Linked DNA regions of Homo sapiens: region 2 is linked to region 1. A link is an interaction called in ENCODE POLR2A ChIA-PET data of the cell type or tissue named here. Cell type or tissue: PC-9. All regions are shown on one strand. Each heading gives the region's core, and the rest is flanking DNA. Links, peaks and the distances in the headings are about the cores only.

The links. Peaks named below come from ENCODE experiments on the same cell type or tissue, not always from the same donor. Only the 100,000 strongest peaks of a DNase experiment are listed, where the experiment ranks them.
Region 2: POLR2A ChIA-PET joins it to region 1 with 5 read pairs; 12 of 35 experiments call an interaction of 5 or more read pairs at or near these places.

The regions. Positions count from the first base shown.
Region 1 is chr16:58,636,569-58,640,959 of GRCh38, forward strand. No RefSeq gene overlaps it. Among named protein-coding and RNA genes, the nearest start is that of CNOT1, 8.9 kb to the left of the region's middle. RefSeq lists an enhancer at 1,779-1,838. In PC-9, for the core only: a CTCF peak has its summit at 1,890 (motif pointing left); DNase peaks (open chromatin) are centred at 1,833 and 3,473; H3K27ac peaks cover 899 bases.
Region 2 is chr16:58,583,155-58,587,545 of GRCh38, forward strand. CNOT1 (CCR4-NOT transcription complex subunit 1) reads right to left here. Exons shown (of 49, transcript NM_016284.5): 5 at 4,191-4,259; 6 at 4,047-4,101; 7 at 3,391-3,594; 8 at 2,184-2,352; 9 at 1-28. Among named protein-coding and RNA genes, the nearest start is that of SNORA50A, 25 kb to the left of the region's middle. In PC-9, for the core only: no CTCF peak of the experiment used is centred there; no DNase peak of the experiment used is centred there.

The sequences.
Region 1 (4,391 bases), core at 329-4,328:
TGGGCATCTGTGAGGAGCTGAAAGACCAGGAAGGCTGGAACCCAGAGAGGTAGCCAGAAGCCCATCTAGGGCTGCTGTGTCAGCCCTTTATCCTAAGAGCTCTGGGAAGCCTTTGAAGGGTTGGGTGGAGCAGCTGACAGGCTTATATTTGCATTTTTTTTTAAGGTCACACTGGCTGTGATGTGGAAGAAGGGCTGGGAAACTAACCAGGAAACTACTGTAAGAGTCCAGGGGAGATAGTGCGGTGGGAATGGGGAGAACTGGGACCACAAGAGATGTGGGAAGTGAAATTGTCGGGCTTTGGTAATTGATAGTGTGAAAGATAAGAGAAAAGAAATGAAGGGGCTGGGCACAGTGGCTCATGCCTGTAATCCCAGCACTTTGGGAGGCTGAGGTGGGCAGATCACCTGAGGTCAGGAGTTCGAGACCAGCCTGGCCAACATGAAGAAACCCCGTCTCTACTAAAAATACAAAAAATTAGCCAGGTGTGGTGGTGGGCACCTGTAATCCCAGATACTTGGGAGGCTGAGGAAGTAGAATCACTTGAACCAGGGAGGCAGAGGTTGCGGTGAGCCGAGACTGCAGGACTGCACTCCAGCCTGGGCAACAGAACAAGACTCTGACTCAAAATAAATAAATAAATAAATAAATAAATAAATAAATAAATAAATAAAGAGATGAGGTCTCACTATGTTGACCAGGCTGGTCTCGAACTCCTGGCCTCACGCGATCCTCCCAACTTGGCCTCTCAAAGTGTTAGGATTACAGGTGTGAGCCACCATGCCCTGATATTAATAGTTTAATTTGAAAGCAAGGATGATAATTGTCCTTCCTTAAAACTAACCCCCTCTAGGCTGTGCATGGTGGCTCACACCTGTAATCCCAGCACTTCAGGAGGCTGAGGTGGGTGGATCACCTGAGGTCAGAAAGTTGAGACCAGCCTGGCCAACATGGTGAAACCTTGTCTCTACTAAAAATACAAAAATGAGCCGGGCATAGTGGTGCCTGCCTGTAACCCCAGCTACTTGGGAGGCAGGGGTTGCAGTGAGCAGAGATCACGCCACTGCACTCCAACCTGGTTGACAGAGTGAAACTCCATCTCAAAAAAAAAAAAAAGAAAGAAATTTTTTAAATAAAAAATTAGCCATATGTGGTGGTGCACTCCTATAGTCCCAGCTACTTGGGAGGCTGAGGTGGGAAGATGGTTTGAGGCCGTGAGCTGTGATTATGCCATTGCACTTCAGCCTAGATGACAGAGCAGAACTTTGTCTCAAAAAAACATAAAAAAAACACAAAAAGCAAAAAAGGACTAATGAAAGGCCACAAGATTAGGAGTATGGGAAGGGCCAGAATTCTGCTAAATGTCAGCATAGTTTCTATAATCCCTTATGCTCAGCAGTCATGTGGCCAGAGGCCACAGGATTTGTGACTTCCTCTTGCTCCTATAGATAACATCACTTGTAAAATTTAAGATTTGTCTTTTGAGATTTTTTTTTTTTTTGAGATGGAGTCTCCCTCTGTCGCCCAGGCTAGAGTGCAGTGGCGCGATCTCGGCTCACTGCAACCTCCACCTCCCGGGTTCAAGAGATTCTCCTGCCTCAGCCTCCTGAGTAGCTGGGATTATAAGAGTGTAACAGCGTGCCACCATGCCTGGCTAATTTTTGTATTTTTAGTAGAGACAGGGTTTCTCCATGTTGGTCAGGCTGTTCTCAAACTCCTGACCTCGTGATCCGCCCGCCTCATTCCAAAGTGCTGGGTTACAGGCGTGAGCCTGTAACTGATTTTTTTTTTTTCCAGATTTTCTGGCAACTGGCTGATCCTGCCCCAACCTGTGACTCATGCCTCAACCAGTCCTGTGGCCCCATCTGGAGGCCGACTCTGTGCAGGAGGACCATTTTCCACACCTCTATGATACCATCTCCAACCCATTCCCTGCCCCCTGCCCACCAACTTGTTCATAAAAAGCCTAGCCTCGGACTTCTCAGAGACACTGATTTGAGTAATAACTCCAACTACTGCATGGCCAGCCTTGAGTTAATAAAACTCTCTCCTGCAATATCACAGTCTCAGTGAACTGATTTTGTCTGTGCAACAGGCAGGAAGAACCCACGATGAGGCAATTACACCTTTGTTCATGCCCTTCCCATATAGAGTAAGTGTTTCTTCCTCTCTAGGTCTCAGAATCTTTCTGTAAAACAGAAGAATTGGCTAGGATGATCTCTAAGTCCTTTCCACTTGGAACTGTTCTGAGTCACAGTAGCCCCTGGTCCACACTGTACTCCAAATGAGGTTTCTCAGGGACAGTAACCCAGGAAAGGTGAGGTGGAAAGAGGAGAGGCAGCCAGGCCCTTCTGCATGCCTTCCTCTCTGCCTCCATTGCCATCCAATATTCCTAAGAGGTAGGGCCCAGGGTGTACCTGCCCTGGATAGGGGATGCTGGGGAAGTGCTGCCTGTCCCTCATTTTCACCACCTGAGCATCTCACCCCACCTTGATCCCTTTCGGGTTCAAGACTGTGCTGTCCCCAGTCCAAGACTGCCTCAGCACAGAAAGCACCCAGCAGAACACTGGCCCTGAGGATGCTTCCAGGGAGGCCAGAATGAGGTACGTTGAGTACTGCAGTCTGAGCTCAGGAGTCAGACTTCTAATTAGCTGGGCATAGTAGTGTATGCCTGTAGTCCCAGCAACTCGGGAGGCTGGGGCAGGAGGATCCCTTGAGCCCACGAGTTTTGAGGCTGCAGTGAGCTATGATGGCACCACTGCACTCCAACCTGGGCAACAGAGTGAGACCCTGCCTCTTAAAAAAAAAAAAAAAAAAAAAGAGGCTGGGTGCAGTGTGCAGTGGGTCATGTCTGTAATCCCAGCACCCAGCACTTTGGGAGGCTGCGGCAGGAAGATTACTTGAGCTCAGGAATTCCAGACCAGCCTGGGCAACATAGCGAGACCCCAGCTTAAAAAAAAATTCAAAATAAATTAATAAATAATAAAGGAGTCAGCCTCCTGAGGTTCATATTCCAGCTCTACCCTAGGTAACCATGCACTAGGACACTGCCTCTCTGAGCTTCAGGTCCTTCATCTGTGAAATGGGATGACAGCGGTACATAGGGTAGAGGATCTTCATGAGGGTTAAATGAGATAAAGTATGTAAAATACTCAATGTCTAGTGTAAAGGAAGATTTTGTTGTTGTTGTTGTTTTGAGACAAAGTCTCGCTCTGGCCCCCAGTCTGGGGTGCAGTGGCGTGATCTCAGGTCACTGCAACCTCCACCTCCCGGGTTCAAGTGATTCTCCCGTCTCAGTCTCACGAGTAGCTGGGATTACAGGTATGCGCCACCACGCCTGACTAATTTTTGTATTTTTGGTAGAGAAGGGGTTTCACCATGTTGGCCAGGCTGGTTTCAAATTCCTGACCTCAGATGATCTGCTGGTCTTGGCCTCTCAAAGTGTTGAGATTACAGGTGTGAGCCACCGTGCCTGGCCCGTAGAGGAAGTTTATGTATTGAGTCATTCATTCAACAAAAAGGTGTTAAGTGCCTCCTATGTGCCAAGTATTGGGAATTACAGCAACAAAACTGAGTTCATTGATCTTGCATTTAAACAAGGCGGTGGAGGGGGGAGGTGGAATAAACAAGAATAAATAAATAATGCCAGGCAGTAAAATTGCTACAAAAACATGATGCAGGAGAATAGGTGCTGGAGTAACAGAAAGAAGTGAGAGGGCAGGGGAGGTAGGCAGCAGACCCCTCTGATAGAGGAGTTCAGCAGAGACCTAAAGGAAGTGAGAAAAGAAGCCATGTAGATATCTGGTGGCAGGGGGTTTCAAGCAGGGGACCAGAAAGTGCCAAGGCCCCGAGGTTGAGGTTTGGCAAGACTGCAGGTGAGGCTGAAGCAGGACAGTGATAGCAATGAGGAGGAGAGGGGTGGAATATGTAGTCAGAGAGGAGCTAGAACATGTGGGGCCCTGTAGGCCATGAGAACATAGGCTTCTATGGCTCCTCAACATGGTGAAACCCCATCTCTACCAAAAATACAAAAATTAGCCCGGTGTGGTGGTGCATACCTGTAATCCCAGCTACTTGGGAGGCTGAGATAGGAGAATCACTTGAACCCAGGAGGCAGAGGTTGCAGTGAGCCAAGATCGTGCCACTGCACTCCAGCCTGGGAGACACAGTGAGACTATGTCTCAGAAAAAAAAAATAGAAATAAAGAAATAAATAAAGGCTGCTGCAAGAGGAAAAGACTATAGGAGAACAAGGGTGGAATCAGGAATCTCCAAATTAGAGGTAGATTGTAATGGTCCAGGCGAGAGATGATGGTGGACTGGACTAGCTGCAAAGGTAGAGAGAAGCATTATCTATAATAATTATCGCAGCCTTCACCATCCCACATCCCA
Region 2 (4,391 bases), core at 143-4,142, 54 kb before region 1:
CACGATTATATTGCGACATTCTTCAATACTGAAACAGAAATATAACTTCAGAAAAATGCTACCAGCCTCAACACCGAGATTGAGAAATTCTGGCATTAAATGAACCTTGTTTGAAAGCCTTAGTTTTACTAAATAAAACAGGCAGAGCAGTAAGTGTTATTTCTTGTTACATTTATACAGCTAGGAATGTAAAAACCATCTACTTCAGTAAGAAAATGGCAAAAGTCATTATTCTAAGTAACTCGGGAATGGAAAACCAAATATTGTATGTTCTCACTTGTTAGATGGGAGATAAGCTATGAGGATGCAAAGGCATAAGAATGATACAATGCAGTGGGCTCCCAAACCCCCTGCCATGGACTGTTATCAGTCTGTGGCCTGTTAGAAATCATCCACACAGCAGGAGGTGAGCAAGTATTTCCGCTTGGGCTCCACTTCCTGTGGAGTACAAGAGTACTGGAGTACAATGGCACAATCTTGGCTCACTGCAACCTCTGCCTCAGCCTCCCAAATAGCTGGGATTACAAGCATGCACCACCACGCATGGCTAATTTTTGTATTTTTAGTGGAGATGGGGTTTCACCACATTGGCCAGGCTGATCTCAAACTCCTGGCCTCAAGTGATCCACCCACCTCAGCCTCCCAAAGTGCTGGGATTACAGGCATGAGCCACAATGCCCAGCCTGAAAATTTTTTTAAAACAGGCAAACAATTTTAAAAAATCAGTGTAAGAGCCGGGTGTGGTGGCTCACGCCTGTAATCCCAGCACTTTGGGAGTCTGAGGCGGGTGGATCACGAGGTCAGGAGATCAAGACCATCCTGGCTAACACAGTGAAACCCCATCTCTACTAAAAATACAAAGAATTATCTAGGCATGGTGGCGCTCACCTGTAGTCCCAGCTGCTCAGGAGGCTGAGGCAGGAAAATCACTTGAACCTGGGAGGTGGAGGTTGCAGTGAGCTAAGATTGTGCCACTGCACTCCAGCCTGGGCAACAGAGCAACACTCCGTCTCAAAAAAAAAAAAAAAATTCAGTGGAAGAAAATAAGACTCATGAGTAATGCTCTCTTTCACAATAACAAAATTATCTTCAATCTTCTTTAAGATTTTAACATCCAAAGTGAGTTTTATTATTCTGATATGTACACAGCCTTGAAAATCCATCCTAACTTTTTTTTGTTAGTCTCGCTTTTTTTTGACGAAGTCTCGCTTTGTTGCCCAGGCTAGAGTGCAGTGGCACGATCTTGGCTCACTGCAATCTCCACCTCCTGGGTTCAAGTGATTCTCCTGCCTCAGCCTCCTGAGTAGCTGGGATTATAGGCACGTGCCACCACACCTAGCTAATTTTTGTATTTTTAGTATAGACAGGGTCTTCACCATGTTGGTCAGGCTGGTCTTGAACTCCTGACATCAGGTGATCCGCCCACCTCGGCCTCCCAAAGTGCTGGGATTACAGGTATGAGCCACCGTGCCCAGCCTGCATCCTAACTTTTCACTATGCATCTTATTCAGTTTGATTAACAAAAATTATATGCCAGGCACAAGTACAACACTCACAAATGCACTATTTCAAACCTCAGTGAGAATGTGATTTGTCTGAGAGTTTTTAAAACATAAGGATTTTTAAGTCAAAGCAAAGCACATTAATCCCCTTAATAATTTGCTTTTAGAAAAATATTAATAATCCAGTGTATCACAGTCTTAAGTGCTACTAACAGTGTGAAACAATATCCTTTGGTGCCCTAAGCAAGTGAGAAAAATACGCAAGAGGCAGAAAAGGAAGGAAGCCACAGAAGAAGGCAGAATGAAGAAATTAGAGGGGTGGGGGTCAGAGAGGAGAAAATTAGTCACATTAAGTGTAAAGCGATACAAGTTCCATAAACACTAACTTGCTTCAATGCTCTCTCTTCCTTCCAAAAGCCAAAATATGCCTATTGTGGCAACTAGCCTGGAAACCTCTGGCTCCTAATTTTGAGAAACTGGTGAGGGGAAGGAGATAAACATTTAACACCCAGGATGTTTACAGCTGTCACACACACTAGTTCGTGGAAGATTAAAATTTAGAAGCATGCCTCTTGAGAAGAAAAGATGATTAACTTTAAGGAATTTTAGAGACTTTTTTTAAAGAATTACATCATGTTTGGCACAAGAATAATCAGAAGCTTAACACATTTTACTACCAACCTTGCACAAAAGCCATAGCCTACTTCTTGCATGAAATCAGCCAAAGAGCTCTCCATCATGGTTTTAGCTACCCCTCCGGAATCAGGCAGGATCCTGTCCATTAGAATGTCCCGTTTTTCAGGGTATAAAAGTGGTGCGAGCACCACGGGACAGCGTTCTTGGGGAAAATCTGAGAGAGGAAAAAGGTTACAACTGCTATACTAATTAAAAACAAACAATCCTCTTTTGCTCTATCCAAAATCCCCTCAAACCCAATTCTCTCACAAGTTCATATTCAAAGCCAAGCTTATTTCATTTTTCCAGCCTACTAGCCGAAGTTACGACTTTAACATCAATTCCAAAATTTGAATACTTTTATATCACAAAAAATGCTCATCAGTGTACCTTTAACATTTGACACTGGCATTCCATCTACTGACCAATTCGTACCCTAAATATTACTTTAAATTTGCACAATAGGGCTATCACTTCCCATACAAAGAAAGCATCAAAAACAAACAATTAGAATATCAGTCTATTTATTTCACTGGCAAGTGGAAAGTTTCCCATTAGTGAGAATGTTAATGTACATTAAAATTAAACTCTATAAACATTAAGAAGTAAATAAAAGTAACCATGAGAATGGATGTTAATCCACTATCAGATTTGTTGTGAAAAGAATTCTTATCTTTCTCAAACATGAAAGCTCAGAGGCAACAAAATAACTAGGATTTATCTTAACTTTACAATGCCGATATCCAAGGAGGTGAAGTGAGCACATCAAAAGTGACCGATTTTTTAAGCTAAAAATAGCATGTAAGGCTAGGTATGGTGTCATGCTCGCCTGATCTTCCCAAAGTGCTGGGATTATTGGCCTGAGCCACTGTGCCCAGCTGATGTTGTCTCTTTTTTAAAAAGAGAAAGAGGCGGAGGGGAGGGGAGGCGAGGGGAGGGGGAGGGGGGAGAGGTGTGGGGGTGGGGGAGGGGGAGGGGAGGGGAAGGGGAGGAGAGGGAGAGGGGAAGGGGAGGGGAGGGGGAGGGAGGGGGAGGGGAGGGCAGGGGGAGGGGGAGGGAGGGCAGGGGAGGGAGGGGAGGGGAGGGCAGGGAGGAGGGGAGGGGAGGGCAGGGAGGAGGGGAGGGTGAGGGGAGGGGAGGGGGGAATGCTTTTGTGATGTGTCTGTGGTCATCCAAGAAAACCACCCACTGTAGGCTACAAAGACTCCCTTACCTCTGCGCAGCGTCTTAAGAAAAGCGTCTATCTGTTCTTGTCCAACTCCAAAGGCTCCCTTCTGCCCAAAGAGGAGATGGGAGAGGAGGAGGTGTAGGACCTCTATTGCTATATCTTGGAAGCCACCTTCTTGATTTCCACTGACGTCTGCGTCAATGTAAGAACGCAGAAGATCTGGAAGCTTCTGTTTGATAAACTGGGCAGCTAGAAGTCAGGTAAACCAAAAACCGCAAGTTACTTTTGCACCACAATGGGTTAAAAAGTCATATACCATCAAAATGCAGATAATCACCCTTCTCATTCACCAGTTCACCCATCTCTCTAATGCTTTCTCTAGCTGACAGGTATAAAGAAACCAATGGCCAGGGACTGGCAGTGGGGAGGGGAAAATAGAGAGTTGTTGATGGGCATAGTTCTGTTTGGCAAAATAAAGTTCCAGAGAGATGTTACACAACCTGAATACAATTATCCCTATGGAACTGTACACTTAAAGTGGTTATGAGGGTAACATTTATATTACATGTTTTTTACCACAGATAAAGAGAAATTAATTTCAGATTATCTTACTCTCTAAGTCTAAATCACAGAGCCTCATGATTAAAAACCCACGTATTTTAAAGTCTCACTTCGTGATATTTTTGGAAAAAGTAACTCACCGAAACCTCTAAGATCTGAGCTGGAAGAATTCAACAGGGCAAGGCCAAAAATTACCTGAAACAAGAAGGATTAGATTAACCAAAGAGTCAAATGGCTGTTTTTAATTCTAGTTTTGTCTACATCTCTTTTCATAAATCACTCACCTCTTGTACTTTGCTTAATTTGAGCACTTTACTCAGCTGGGCAAATAAGTGGGGTGCAGGCTTTAAACTCTGAAACAAACCAAATTTTAGTTTAAAATAAGAACTTACTTTTTCAAGAAGTTTTTAACAACCTATCTGTTTGCCCAAGGATGGCACTACATAGGAGTTGCTTAATTCTGTAGTGTTACTAGAAACATTACA